Linked DNA regions of Homo sapiens: region 2 is linked to region 1. Evidence: chromatin loops called from intact Hi-C (ENCODE). Cell type or tissue: sigmoid colon. All regions are shown on one strand.

Region 1 (8,000 bases):
AAGCCTGTGGGACCAAGTGTCACCTGAAGGCAGGGGTTCTGCATAACAGGCCACCAGGCTACCAGCTGAGCAATCTTGGACTAGCCACAAAATCTCTGATTGTCAAGGCCTCCGCCTGCATAATAGATCTATTAACAAAAATATCTGCGATGGCCAGTGTTTGGATATATTAGCACACAGGAAGATAGTGCTCCAAAAGTGCTTGGTAACAAGAGCCTGGTGCATATTACTTGTAAAAGTAAGGTTTAGCCCAACTTGGTGTGTTCTCATGCCGCCACAAATGCCACCACTTTTGCACACTCATGTACCCCCAGGTACTGCTATACCGGGACCACCCCCAAGACATACTACATGCCTGACTGTGGTGGTCTTTGAGGGAAAAGTTGTTTTCAGAGCAGTGGCTCTTAACCTCTTGAAAGGTTCTCCTCCAAAACATGCACACATGCTGGAACACACATGGACCCCCTCACTGAGGTGGGAGAATTGCTTGAGCCCAGGAGGTCAAGGCTGCATTGAGCTATGATCTCGCCACTGCACTCCAGCCGGGCAACAGAGCAAGACACTATTTCTAAAAAATACAAATAGAAATAAGTATGAAAAAAAGAGGGAAAACCCAAGGATGAATGGATGGATTGTGTGCCAGGCATTTAATGCATTCTATCTTGTGTTCTTCACTCAAACATTCTAAGGACTCTTGACCCCACTTTGCAGATGGGAAGTCAGAATTTGTCTGAAGGTCCATGGCTGGTGAGCATCTAAACAAAGATACAAATTCAGGTCTGTGGGGTGCTCAGCTTTCCACTGTGCCTGTCACTCCTGCTTCTCCCTTTGTATCTGATCAGACCAAGTTCTACGCAGTAGGCTCAACACACACCCAGGAGCACCGGCTACCCCAGGAGAGGAGTCGCCAGGAGGGGAGAGCTGTTTCCACCTTCACCTGTTTCTCGTTCACCTGCTTCTTGCCTTGCAAGTCTCCAGACAGGCAGACTTCAGAGGGGACCTCCTGGCCTATCCTCTAGGGTATCTTGCTTCTGCCTGCTGTCATCTTCTAATACCCAAAAATGTGTCGCATCCTCCCAAAGCTCGCGCTCTCCCTGCAAACCCTGGGCCAAGCCTATTATTATTGTATATATTTCACTAAATCAATCTTTTAAAATTCTACTTAACATAGGTGCCCAGCCTAATGGTGGCCATCTTTTAGAGGAGGAAATAAATGTTCAGAGAAGTCAAGTTCCTTGTGCAAGCGGGATTCGATACAGGGGACACAACCAAGAGACCTCTGAGTCCCTCCACACATCCATGCTGTGTGTTGACTTGCTTACAAGAGTCCCCTGTGTCAGAGGCTGCCTGGCAGTGGGGACATGAGCCTTTCCCTTAGAGGGAAACATGAGATTGGGCAACAAGGGTAGTCCTCAAGGTTCTACCTCGAGACTCCAGGACGCTGGACATTGGAAATGAGGCCACACCCTGGAGGAGCATTGTCGGCTAAAGCCAAACACCATTAGCGTCTGAAGGGGATGTGGGACCCATCTAAGGTATCACATCCCTGATCACCCACCATGGGGTCTGCAGCTGGAGAGGGTCCCCCCAGGAGGGGCTGGAGCGGGGAGTTCTCTGCCCTGGGAGGCAGGTCTCCTGGCCCTTCACTGGAGTGATCTCTTCTTTTCTGATGTCAAATCCTGATCTAAAGGGAGGCATCTTCCTTCTTATGGCATGGCCATGTCTCCTGTGTTCCTTCCTCAAGCCAAATCCTTTTCCACGATGCCTTCCCCTCTGAGCCCTGTATAACCCAATAGTGCAAATATTCCCACATCCCCTACCCACAACAGGGGTGAGCACATTGCAAATGTTCCGCCGGCGAATCAGCACCTGCCTGGAGGTGTTCTTGGTGTCTGCGTCCTGCCTCCAGTACAGAGGACCTCAAATCCATGATACTTCACCTGGTGCTCCCCAGGAAAGCCTGGCAGAGGACCTGACGATTCCCAGCAAGACCAAGCACTGCTGTCCAGGGTCAGCCACGGTCACTTCTCTGCAGCTGTCATCCGGGCACAATCTCCAAATATTTCTAGCCATTCAGACGTTCACTATAATCAGAATTAACGCATGTAGAACCAAAGAGCCAGACACATGGGTTCAAACCTGCCCCACCATTTACAGTGAGAGCTTAGTGAGTCACTTAACCTGTGCCTCAGTTTTCTCACCTGTAAAAAGAACATAACAGTAACAATACCATTGAGCTGCTATGCAGTGGATGAGCTTCTATATGAAAGGTGAGTGAAAAGTGTCTGGATGTGGTGGTGTCAACCTTTCCCTGGGGTGGTGGTGGCTGATCTGTGGCACCCCACATGACAATGTCTTTGCCATGGCAGTAGATGCTGTTAAATCAGGCCCTGGGTTTGTCTTGGCTTGACTTGTTTCCATTTTCAATTGAAAATTAAATGTGGATAGACTTCAGCCTGACTCGGTCTGCTCCCTGGACCTTGGCCAGTGAGTTCTGAGTAACTGCAGACAGGGTGTGGTCACCGGGATTTGGTTATTGGATTTTTTTCCCCCTGTGGTTTTGGGCAGGTTGCTCCATGACGGGCAGCTGTATCGTCTTAGAACCGGACTTTCCGGGAGAGCCTTTGGGTCACTCTGGGCGTCAGCTGGAAAGGGCTGCTCTTGGAGCAAGCTCACTGGCCCACAGGAGGAGCTGCCTTCTTGAACTGTCACCCTGAAGCCAACCAAAGTCTGGGCAACGCCAGCTCCAGTGACTGCCGCTCCATCTCCTAGGCAATTTGCATCGCTGTTTCTGTTTGTTAGGCCTTGACCATTCCTTTGTTGTCATCCTGCGCTTCCCTGGCCATAGGCCTTTTCCCAGCCCCACCACGGCATGCCCACCTGTGCTTGGGGAGGGGCGGAGGAAGGAGCCCCAGCCAGCCATGTCCCTGTTTCGTGCTCCAGTGACCACTGCTATGAGGACTTTCCCACTGGCTCAGGCTCAGTTAGTCGAGCTGGTGTGCCCCGCTCTTAGCTGTTCCCCAACTCTCCTAGAGTGTGCTAATTCTGACCCAGCTCTCCCAGGTGGAGGATGCTTTTCAAACATGTCCTTGGGAACCTCTGCAGACCCATTCCCAGCCCATTCTCCATGATTCCAGGCCTGGCCAGGTTGAAAACTTCTGTAAATTAAAACTCAAATAAAGAGAGTATAGCTTGGGCATACCTTTTGCACATGCATATATATGTATGTGTGTGCATGTGTGTGTGTGCATGTATGTGTGTGCATGTATGTGTGTGCATGTGTTGGGATTTTTTATTTTTTAAATTTATATTTATTAAAAAAATTTTTTTTGAAACAAGGTCTTCTTCTGTCTCCCAGGCTGGGCTGCAGTGGTGTGATTATGGCTGACTGCAGCCTCAAACTCCTGGGATCAAGCAACCCTCCCACCTCAGCCTCCCAGAGCACTGGGATTACAGGTTTGAGCCACTGCACCTGGCCTATTTAAAAAGTTTGTCTAGAGCAAAAAGTCCCTAGACCTGCCAGTCCAGGGCACTAAATCACAAGAACACCAAGGCCAAACAGGCTTGAAGTCTCCAGGCTCCTCACTGGCAAACTCTACTTCCTGATCCCTTAGTGGGTTGAGGTGCCAACAGCCCCCTGGGGAGGAGGGGGTTGCATTATGGCCGTGGAGAGACTCTGAGCCTTATCAACGGTGTGGGGATGACACCCTTTTCGGAGCACTTTGTGAGGCTTTGTGCCATGCTGGGCGCTTGGCGTCAGAGACAAATAGAATCAATAACTGTGCAAAAAAAGTTGCCAGATAATTTATCCCATTGGCACCGAGCCTAGAATTATAATCAGATCTTGACTTCTTCAAAGCCTTCTTGCTTTGGATTTTCCAAATCGAAAATAAATATTGGGGGCAATTACCTTTCCTTAGTTCTCTGATGTATGAAGGGGAGTTTTCATCTATTAATTTAAGAACCCTCTCATTTCATTCGGAAGGTATTAGCCCATGGAACTTGTTAACTTAATATCAACACAGTCTGTCTAGGTTTTGACTGAAAAGAGAAAGGGGTTGTTATGCTCTAGGTTAATATTTTCCTCTCTTTAAGAAGTCTTGGGTATGCCAGACACTTCTCGGACAAAAACAGCTGTTTTCTTCCCATTGCTGAACGCATTGTTTGTGCGAGTTCACTTACTTGCTATACTCAGAATATCCTCCAGGAGTCAGCAAATCCCAACCTCTGGACGTGGCTCAGGGCCGCCCTGCCCATTGCTGAGCTGATTTGGAATTTGGGCCTGAGAGAGGAAGTGATTATTGGATGACAGGCTGCCTCCTAGGGGGCTTCTCTGGGCTTGCCATGAAAGCACTTCCGGAGGAAAAGCAGAGCTCCATCAGTCTCTTTTGGAGAGCTGTGAACGTGACCAGACCTATTAATTACTTAACTGAGGTGCTGAACTTTGAAAATGAAAGTTCCGGTGGGGAGTTCTGTCCTTTCCAGCCTGGGGAGCTCTGTCAGGGCTCTCCTGAGCGTCTCTTTCAGCTTATCAAGCTCGCTCGGGGACCGTCTCTGGTAAGTACAGGCAACCCCTCCAGCCAACCCCTCCACCCTGTGGGCCGGGGAAGTGTCTCATCGTTGAATCCACTTGCAGGCACTTCCTTGATCTCAAGCCCCACCACGCTGCCCCCAGAGTCCCAGCGAGTGGCTCAGTCACACTGGTGCGTGCCTCTCACCCGCTCTGACCTCGTCATGGGGTCCCCGAGGTGCTGGTTCATGCAAGGCTCTGTGCCTAACCAAGCTAAACACGGTGGGGCTGGGAGCAGAGGCTCACACCTGTAATCCCAGCACTTTGGGAGGCCAAGGCAGGTGGATCACCTGAGGTCAGGAGTTTGAGACCAGCCTGACCAACATGGTAAAACCCCGACTCTACTGAAAATACAAAAATTAGCCAGGCGTGACATCATGCGCCTGTAATCCCAGCTACTCGGGAGGCTGAGGCAGGAGAATCGCTTGAACCTGGGAGGCGGATGTTGTGGTGAGCCAAGGTCGTGCCACTGTACTCCAGCCTGGGTGACAGAGGGAGACTCCATCTCAAAAATAAATAAATAAACAAACTGGTACAGTGCCCTAGTGGCTTTGTGGCTCTGGCTGGGGGAGGAGGGTGGGTTGCATAACTGAGCAGCACCTCCAAGCACGATACCAACACTGCCCAGGGCCTGGCAGAGTCTACAGCTGGTCCTTATCCATGAAACTGGGGGTGAGGGGACGGGGACTGGCGGGGGGACAAATCACCTGCACAAGTGGAACAAAGATACAGGAGATAATGACAGCAAATGGAACGTAGAGTTGATGCGTTCATTGACAAAGAATTTCACACCCTGCATTATCTCACTTGAGCCCCATGAAGAGCCTGTGAGGTGGCTAGGGATGTGGAAGGAGTAGATAGGAGAGGCACAGAACAGGGGAAGGAAGGAGTGGGGCTGGGAGTGAGGACCAGGAAGGCAGAGCTGGCCCCTGGACAGGAAGAAAGCCCAACTGCCTCCCTCCCTCCCATCTGCCCTCCTGCCTGCCCTTTTCCAATAAGATGGAAATGCTGAAGGGGTTAAAAAGACAGCATTCTAAAAGCTGAGATCCTAAAATTGTGACCTCCCCTGTGATCTTAGCCTTCGTGTCAACAGCATTGAAAATGAACCTTGGTCGGGCACGGTGGCTCACGCCTGTGATCCCAGCACTTTGGGAGGCCGAGGCGAGTGGATCACCTGAGGTCAGGAGTTCAAGGCCAGCCTGGCCAACATGGTGAAACTCTGTCTCTACTTAAAAAAAAAAAAAATTGCCGGGCATGGTGGTGGATACCTGTAATCCCAGCTACTTGGGAGGCTGAGGCAGGATAATTCCTTGAACCCAGGAGGCAGAGGTTGCAGTGAGCTAAGATTGTGCCACTGCACTCCAGCCTGGGCAACAAGAGTGAAACTCTGTCTCAAAAAAAAAAAAAAAGGCAAAAAGAAAATGAACCCCTGGGAAAGTAGGCCTTGACCACTCTGCTGCTCTTATGGAGTTCATTCTTGGAGATGTCGTGAATAGATCTCCTTTGCATCCAGATGGAAGAGCAACAGGAACATTATTAAGAAACTAAAAATTCTAGATTCATTGGAAAAGGCTTTGAGAGAGAAGGGACAGGGAAACCCCTAATTCCACCTCCCTGAAAACAGTGTGTTTTCCTCTCCTACACCAGGGCCGTGTGTCTTTCTGTCTACGTGGCCCAGCCACATTTGTAGCCCGTGGCCTGATGGAGCTCTGATGAGTCAGTTTCATGTCATTTTTTTTTTTTTTTTTCAGAGAGAGAGTCTCACTCTGTCACCCAGGCTGGAGTGCAGTGGCATGATCTCGGCTCACTGCAACCTCCGCCTCCTGGGTTCAAGTGATTCTCCTGCCACAGCCCCTTGAGTAGTTGACGTTACAGGCACCCACCACCGCACCCAGATACTTTTCGTATTTTTAGTGGAGACGCTGTTTCACCATGTTGGCCAGTTGGTCTCGAACTCCTGACCTCAAGTGATCTGCCTGCCTTGGCCTCCCTATGTGCTGGGTTATAGGCGTAAGCCACTGTGCCCTGCTTCATGTCATTTTTAAAGAGCCCACACAACTCCTGTAGCTGCATTACGACAACCTCAACGGCAAGACCTCGACGTGATATTACTCCACGTGAAAGTCTAAAAGGCGCTGAGCACAGTGCTCTGCCAATGGTGTGTCTTCCAGCCTCGCTTGCTGAGAGAACAGATGTGCCGGGGAAGAAATGGACAAAGCTGGGAAAGGAGTCTAACTTCTTCAAAGCGGTTGGGCACCGGTGAGGCTCTTTTGGTTACAAACCACAGAAATGGATTCTGGTTTATCAGTTTAATCTCGGTGTAACTAAAAGTGGGAAGTACTGGAAGGAGACGCATTTCATGGGCTCAGAGGTGACCTTGGGGCACTGAGTTGGCCCTTCTGTGGCCAGGTGTCCCTCTCTCGGGGACCTGCCTTCCCATGCCCCAGTCTCAACTCTTGGTGTCTGTCTAATCTCAAACTCCCAAGAGACTGGATTGGATTAGATCAGTGTGGTGTAGCAAGAGGCACTGTGTGTGTGTGTGTGTGTGTGTGTGTGTGTGTGTGTGTGTGGTGTCATTAGGGAGATCTCAGAGAACAACCACCTTGGCCAACTTGTCTATCTCACGCCAGACGTTTTCACCCATCGTTCTGTCCAACCCTACATAATCCTGCCAGGGGGCTATCAGTTTTTTGTTTATGTTGAACGCTAAACTCAGCAGGAAAGAACACTGCTTTCTGGGATTTTCTTCATTTAAACCTCTATTGCCTATGAGAACAGTGTATTTTCTTTAAGGGCTACCAGGTTTTCTATTAATAGAAAATTAAAAAAATAGTGAGAAGTACCAAGAACAAAATTAACATCACCCATCATCCACCATTCAGACAGAAAAATGGTCCCCTTTGACTGATGTTCATCAGCTATATAAATCTCTACACACACACATATACACCCATACCTACTTTGAAGTAAAAATTATGAAGAGCACATTGTTTTGTGACCTTTCTCTTCACGTGCCGTGTTCTCCATTCTGTTAAATATTCACTTCCATCTTTTTAAATGGGTGCTTAATAAACTTTGACTCATACATGTTGCAAAATTTGTTTAATCAGCCCTCCATTGTCGCTTATTTAGGTGCTTCAAATTTTTTGCTGTTATTAGCACTGAAGTGATAATCATTCTGGAAAAAGTATCTTTATACATCTGTTGGATTCTTTCCCCAGGATAAAATTCTACAAGTGAAAATGCTGGGTTAAAGGATGCCCATGAAAACATTTTTAGATAAGCAGAATCCAATGCTCTTCTGAAACATTGTACCATGTGTCTTCTCCACCCAAGGGAACACTCAGTATCACTTAATTACAAAATATTTTTATAGTTTATATGAGAAAAATGACATCTCATTACTTTTTTTTTTTGAGACGAAGTCTCG
Region 2 (8,000 bases), 870 kb after region 1:
TTCCATGTTTTCCTGCCTGCTTTTATCCTGGCTGCGCTGGCAGCTGATTAGATGGTGCCCACCCAGATTGAGGGTCTGGGTCTGCTTTTCCCAGTCCACTGACTCAAATATTAGTCTCCTTTGGCAACACCCTCACAGACACACCCAGGATCAATACTTTACATCCTTTAATCCAATCAAGTTGACACTCAATATTAACCATCATAGAGGTATAATGAGGCATGTCCAACCTCCCATCCCCTCGTGGATGAGAACTCAGTTTTCAAGGTTACTCTGGAGCCCTCTTAGCCAAGAGAATATCCATTCAATCAGTTGAGGGGACTTCAAATTTTATTTTTGGTTTATAGGTGGAAGACTCAGAGCCCATCAGGAAAGCACGAAGAAAGCAAACTAAAAAAGAGAAGGTGGTGGACACTTGGAATAATAAAAAAACAATCTTCTTAGAATTGTGTTTCCTTAAACTTTGGGAAAGTTAAAAAAACAACTCTCTGCTTTCAAACACTAACTTGGGAGAAACAAAGTCTGACTGTCTGCTGGTGACGGATTATCAACACCAAGTGCAGTAAACCTCATTAATTTTCCCTAATTGGGCAGAAAGTTTTGGAAAAGTCTGAAGTACAGAAACAAATTCAACTTAATTTCAAGTTCATATGGTAACAAGGATGACAGGGCCTCAGGAAGGGAGAGAGCAGAATGTCTCAGAGAATTTTTTAAGGGTTTCAATAATAGATATTTTTAAGTCATTAGGAATTAGAACACTCCCTGATTCACAGAAGCATTTAAATACAAAATGGTTTTACATGTGTTTAGAAACCTTTGTTGGCCTCCAACCTTAAGAAGACTAAATATTTCCCTTGTTTATACTTTTAATTTGCTTGGCAAACCCTTCCCCCGCTTCAAGCCCTAATATATAAATGCACTTCACCAGCATTTTAAATTTATCCCCGATTCTGAATTAGTGGACTTCTCACTGGCCAAGATTGCATGTTTTTTTCCCTCAAAATCCTCAATACTTTTATGCTCCCAGGAAATGTACCTGTCAATATGTCATGTGCATTCTCTCATTTTCTTAAAAGCAGGAACTAAGTTTCATTTTTCACCCTGGATTCTAAAGCAGTTGGAGAGCTTGAAAGTGAAGGGACTGTCAGAGAGGGAGCAAATACATCTAACCATGGTGAAAAGGTGATGAAAGACTTGTGCCTACATTTCCTCAATTTGTTCTTAAAATAATTGTTGACACACTCTGATTGAGGACCAACTCTTGATTTTCCAAGGCTTAGGTCACGGAGATTGGGAACAAAAGACACAGTTATTTTAAAACACAAATGTGAGCAATTAGTTCCCATTTTTTGCTCTTAATATTTTCACAGATATTAATAAGTAGCTAAGTTGACTTCTTTGAATTTGGTATTTTGCTCCTTCCCCCTGCCCACTCTCTTACAGGTATGCAGTTGGACAGTGAGCTAGTTAAGAGGAATGACATGAAGAAAATTTGAAAATATCACCCAGGCTATGTAAGGTCTATGGGCATTTCTGATAGACCAAACAAATCAACAGTGGATTTAAAGGGGAAAAAGATATGTGTGATATTGGGAGGGTATCTTAGTTTGTTCTCACACTGCTATAAAGAAATATCTGAGACTGGGTAATTTATAAAGAAAAGAGGTTTAACTGGCTAATGGTTCTGCCGGCTGTACAGGAATCATAGAAGCTTCTGATTCTTGGGAGGCCTCAGGAAACTTACAACAATGGTGGAAGCCACAGGGGAAACAAGGTACTTTGCATGGCCAAAGGAGGAAGAAGAGAGAGAAGGCAGAGGTGCTACACACTTTTAAACCACAGGATCTCATAATTCCCGCACTCACTATCACGAGAATAGCACCTAGAAGATTGTGCTAAACCATGAGAAACTGCTCCCACGATCCGATCACCTCCCACCAGGCCCCACCTCCAGCACTGGGGATTACAATTTGACATAGGAGTTGGGCAGGGACACAAATGCAAACCATATCATTCCATCCCTGGCCCCTCCCAAATGTCATGTCCTTCTCTTACTGCAACAGAGGGGAGGAGACTAAAACTGGGGAGTGTGGCAGATAGCATCAGTGTTACAACAGTGTCCCCACGCACTCACGGTCCATATCACAGTCAGACGCGATACTCTTTACCTGCTATATAAACACAGACAACTCCCAACCTCCTCCCTCATGGAATTCACCCTTACAGTGTACCACTGGGAGGCTGGAGGTGCTGGAAAGTTAATGTCCCTGGAGCAGCTCTCAGCCCAGAATGAGTGGGAGTTGGAGGACAAATACTCAGCTTTTCTCCCCTTAGGGCAGGACAGCTCTGAAAGCATATTCTACCCTATTGTTCAATGACACATCTTGCAAATGAGTCACTGACCAGCCTTTGTTCTGGACTACCTTGTCAAGGATGTCTGTATAGAAAAACAGCTTTGGAACATAGAGATAATACCTCCCTCTGGAATGAAGAGCAGGCATGCTTACTGCCCATTATATGAGACTTGGGTTCCCTAAGTACAAAGTTCCCACCCACTGATTGTGTAAGCAAAATCTAGGCCCCATTGTACCATGACCATGGGACTAGGGGGGCAAGGAGAACCAACACAGTAATGCTCATGCTGCCTGTTGCGCTGAAAGGAATAGAGGCCTTTGTCTCTGATATAATGGTCTCACACCATCTGCCAGCATCCATGGCATGTGGCAGGCCAACTCATTAGCTTCTAAGTATGGGGAAGATCTCAGATCCATCACAGTTCTTAACTAAACTCATTGACCTCACATCATGGAAAGCAGCCAATTGCAGGATGAAATTTTAATTTGGCTTACATTAAAAAAATAATTTTCTAAGAAAGTTTATTTTAAAACTTTATTATATTGCTCAGATAGGATCAGAATTAAAATGGAATATTTTGAGAAATGGATCTCCTGTGTCTTTGTAGCCACAAAATTTGAAGTTGAACCACTCAAGTACCCAGCAAGTGGCAGACATACCATGAGCAATAGAGTTAATACAATGATTATCTCAGATTGTGTTGTTGTTTAAAGATTCAGGAGACAAGTCCAGCTCCCCTTCCTGAGAATGAATGCAGCCTACAGGAATGAGGAACTGTGAACTTCCGGGGTATATAGTAATGGGTATATACACAGTGTACATAATAACAGCCAAATACAATGAGTTCATAACTTTTGCTTCTCACTTGTGACCCTATAGGTCAATATTTATATTTTATTTGTTTATGAATTTATTTATTACAGCATAAAAAAGTCTATCTTATTAAGCATATGCCTTAAAATGATGAATGAAGGAAAAACATAATTAATGATGGAAAAGAGAAAAGTTGTTGAGACACGTAATCTTTTGCAAGTTGAACGGGAAGAGCAAACACACGTCTGGCACTGGGATTGGCGATGGGCTTCAAGTCCGAAGCATTTTCATACTTATTCATAGGTGACCAGACCATGTGCAGAACAGAAAGACGAAGCATTAGGAGGTTCATCATCTCTGCAGCCCCATGGAAAGCGGTTACCTCTATTTCACAGATCATTGAAAACAAATCAGATCCCAGTATGGCTTAAGAACCTTGGTTTTGCTTTCACTAAAATTTCTCATACATGGTAATAAAAAGTATTTCAGAAAAAGCTCTTTCTAGACTACCTATAAAAAAGGGCTTATTTTACTACCACTGGTGCTCTCTACACTTAAAAGTTTCCCAATCACATAAGGCACAAAGTTAGGACAACATTGAAAAAGATAGTTATGTAAGCTTCACTGCGGGCAAAATAAACTTCACTTCGGGCACAATAAGCTTCACTTCAAATCAGAGACGGAAGAAAGACCCAAAGCCAGGGAAATAATTTCACCCTTGCTTAATATGCTTTTCAGATTAATCTCAGAATGACACCAAAAGGCCAAGATAAGAAATGCAGGCAGTGAATACAAGCAAAGAGCATTTAATATTAGAAGCTTACATATTGCGTAAGTGATAAAATAGTATGTATTAACAATGTTCTCAATCACCTTAATTTTTCATCATTTTGCTTGTTTGTTTAAGAACTTTCAGTTTCAAACAGAAATAAAATTAGTTTTCTCCCTTGAAAATAGGATATTCATTGCCTGGCCTGATTTTGACATCAATGTTGTAAGTAATTTGGACAACAAACATCCTCAAACACACAGTCGCTTACTAAGTACCTGTGCCACACCAGACATTGTGCTCGATGTTAGGAATTCAAAGAGGAATAAACAGGGCCTATGCCCGTGAGAGCCTGAATTCTGATAGAGACATTTTTTCCCAAGATAAAAAAAAATGAATACGTGACTTAGTTTTTTTTTTTTAATAGGCTCTGAAAATTGGATTTTTTTCCCAAATTTTCTGCAAAATGGAAACCCAGGGAAAAATGAAGACAAGGTTTTATTCAGCAGGTTAATTACATCTTATAACTATGGTAGAAGCTTCCAATTTCCCTACTGGGGTTGGTAGAAAATACACATCAAAATCTCTTACGTCCATGTATGTTCTTTAGGTTACCTCTCACTTTAGTTACTTGGTTTCTTGAAAATCCTTCAACCAGAACAATGAAATGGTCTTAAGTCTGTGTTTGATTGGGCCTTGATGGGGCAATGGAGCCCAAGGCCAAGAGCATCTGCAAAAAAGTGAAAAATGGGATCCTCATAGCCCAGCCTAGATCCCAAAGACAGAAGATCAGCTGTGGATTGAGGACCAAGCCTCCACTGATAATACAGCAGGTTCCTTGGCCCATCCTGTCCTTAACACTAAAGACAGAGTGTGAAGAACCAAATAACGTTGCAGGTATATTCCACAAACTGTTCTCTTTCACACAAATTATTCCAGGGAAAGCTCCCTACCTCAATTTATGACACTGATATAACCTAGGAACCAAAACAAGGACATTAAAAGAAAAATTTACTATAGGCTAATAATCAATCTATCTTATGACTAGAAATGCAAAAATCCTAAATAAAATATTGGTAACCTAAATCCATAAGACTTAAATAAATACATGATGGCCATGTATGATTTATCTCAGCAATACAGGATTAGGTTAACATTAGAAAAATCTCCAAATATAATTCACAGCCCATTACAGGAGAAAAGCTATATGATCACCACAATAGATGCAAAAAAAGCACAAAGGCAAAATTCAACGTCTTGCATGGTAACAAAACAAGTATCCTAAACAAGTTAAGAATGGAAAGAATTCACTTAATATGATGGATGGAATCTATCCAAATTATACAAAATAGTCAAGAATTAGAAGCATTCTCCTAAAGGCAACAAAGCAAGTCAGGAACAAAACGAGAATGCCTACTCTAGCTTCTTCTATTTAACATTGTACCAGAAGGTCAAGATGAGAAGATCACTTGAGCTCATCGGTTCAAGACCAGACTGGGTAATATAGGGAGACTTCATCTCTATTAAAAAAAATAAAACTAAATGACATTGTTCCAGAGATCCTAGCCAGCATGACATGGCATGGCAAAAAAATAATTGATATAATCATCAGAAAGGAAGAAATAAAATTGTCATTATTTGTAGGCTATATGATTATTTACTTAGAAAATTCAAGAGAACCTACAACTTATCAGAGCAAAGAAATAGAGGTAAAGGAATAGCTCAGATGAACTGATTAGAGAGATTAACAACAGACCAACATATGCATGTGCATTTCACATATGGCAGAAGGTCATATAAACCAGTGGGGAAAGAATGAACTATTCAAAAAATGGTTCTGGGTTGACTGACTATCCATTTGGAAAAAAACAACTTTCTTTCATTCCAGTTACAAAAAAATAAATTCCAGATGAATTTGAAAAGGTTTTCTAAATTTAACATTTATGGAAGAAAAATAGAGATTTGTTTTAGAACTCCAAGGCAGAGAAGCATTTCTAAACCAAGGCACAGAAATGACACATAACAAAGAAAAGAGTGATACACTTTTTTGCTATATTAAAATTTGAAATCTCTGTGTGGCACCATAAACAGAGTGAAATCTAGAAGCCAAATACTGGAGAAGACGTGAGCAACACAAATAGCTACAAAAGAGACTTTCTCTTAGGTCTTCTTGGTCAGAAATAGGTCTGGGGAAGCAAGGAATAGGGAGAGATTTGTTGAAGGACACAAAATTATGGCTAGATAGGAGAAATAAGTTCTAGTGTTCTATACCCCTGTAGGATGACTATTGTTGACAATAATATACAGTTTCAAATAACTAGAAGGAGGATATTGAATGTTACCAACACAAAGAAATGATAACTGTTTGAGATGATGGATATGCTAATTACCCTGATCTGATGATTATATATTATATGCATTGAAACATCACCATGTGCCTCATGGATATGTACAATTATTATTTGTCAATTAAAAAATAAAATAAAATAAAATAAATGAGTCTGATGACCATCAATCATTGTTCATCCACAATGAGGAAGACCTGTCTTCCTTTCTTAGCACATTGTCTCTTCACACTTTAACTAAATTGGGTCACTTTTCACAAAAATGAAAGGAGAAAAGTGTTGGCTAAATAAACAATCTACAGCATCTGGCAAAGGCAGTTCATGGGCAATTGACAAAACAGCAAACCAGAATGGCTGATAAACAAATGAAAGTTGTGAACTTCACTAGTAGTTGGAAGAATATAATTTAAGAGAGAGAGGGGTCACCATACAACCAGCATACTGAAGCATTCTAAATCATCTAATAACACCAACTTATTGGGGTTTTATGAAGCCCATCTCTGCTTGCCTGTCTTACAAGCCTCTGAAATTCAATGTGTTCAAAAGCGAACCACTTCCTCCAAACCCTTTCTTCTTCTCAATCCAGTAAATGCTACCACCAAGAACTCAAGGGAAAGACTTGAGTCATCCTTACAACTGTCATAGCCTCAACCCTCTTATCCAGTCATCCTGACAATATCTGTAAACCCTCTGGGTCTGACTCCACACCTCTAGAATCCATCTCCACTGCCTGGGAGATGTCATCATCATTTCCTGCATGGATAACCTTTACATCCACTTAACCAGTCTTTCTTCCTCCTTATCTCACTGCCTGCCAACCATTATTCAGTGAGCAGTGCGACTGACTCTTCCACAATTAAAAACATTCTATAGTCTTTGCTATAAAGATCAAGTTGAAATCCCAAATGGGATGGCCCTTAACAATTCGCCTGTTCCTCTTACAGCCTCATCTACAGTTTCCCCTGTATTTCCCATTCTTACTGTGTTACTTTTCCCTAAGTATAATACACTCATTAGAGTTATTTCAGTGAGGATCTAGTAGCAGTAAATTCATCTAATATTTGTTTGAAATCTTCTCTTATTTTGCTTTCATTCTGGAATGATTGTTTATTCCAGGATAATGGTTATTTAAGCAACAGGAGTTTAATGGCCTCCTTCTAACTTTTGTCTGAGATTATCCTCACTTATTAAACAAAGTCTACTTCACAAAAGAGATTCACTACTCTAATTACCTTCTTTCCTTTGTTTATTTCTGACCACAATGATGCTCCTGCAAGAAACCCAGCAATGGGGACAACACTCATGTCTATCCAGCTTTGCAGGGTAATGCAAGCTCAAAAATATTCATGTACCATGTCATCATTTAAGGCAAAGTCAGACTGTTATGCTTAGCTTCCTATGATTTAAAAAAAATCTGTAAGTGATAAATGTTTGAGATGATGGATATGCCACTTACTCTGATCTGATTACATACAGTATATATATCAAAACATCACTATGTACCCCATGAATATGCATAATTTATTATTTGTCAATTTAAAAATAAAATTTTAAAAACTGTAAGTTAAATCATGATTTTAAACTTTCTATTTTAGTCCTACATGTAAAAGCCAGACATGAGACTCAATGTTCAGAACACTGAGACTAACTTATTTTGTAAAATAGATCATTTCCTATCAGCTGGCAAGTTTAGATAAATGCATGTTATTAATTAGATT

Evidence for each region. Peaks named below come from ENCODE experiments on the same cell type or tissue, not always from the same donor. Only the 100,000 strongest peaks of a DNase experiment are listed, where the experiment ranks them.
Region 2: a loop joins it to region 1, with 4 times the contacts of the local background. A loop is called at or near these places in 20 of 110 quality-filtered maps.

The regions. Positions count from the first base shown.
Region 1 is chr21:34,741,460-34,749,459 of GRCh38, forward strand. LINC01426 (long intergenic non-protein coding RNA 1426) reads left to right here and starts at 4,366. Exons shown (of 3, transcript NR_038885.1): 1 at 4,366-4,557. It overlaps LOC107985515 (a long non-coding RNA gene), which reads left to right. Exons shown (of 3, transcript XR_001755016.1): 3 at 1,172-2,479. RefSeq lists enhancers at 4,245-4,746, 4,747-5,246, 5,453-5,747. In sigmoid colon, a CTCF peak has its summit at 4,189; DNase peaks (open chromatin) are centred at 2,560, 4,252 and 4,630; H3K27me3 peaks cover 731 bases.
Region 2 is chr21:35,612,415-35,620,414 of GRCh38, forward strand. No RefSeq gene overlaps it. Among named protein-coding and RNA genes, the nearest start is that of MIR802, 100 kb to the right of the region's middle. In sigmoid colon, a CTCF peak has its summit at 3,912; no DNase peak of the experiment used is centred here.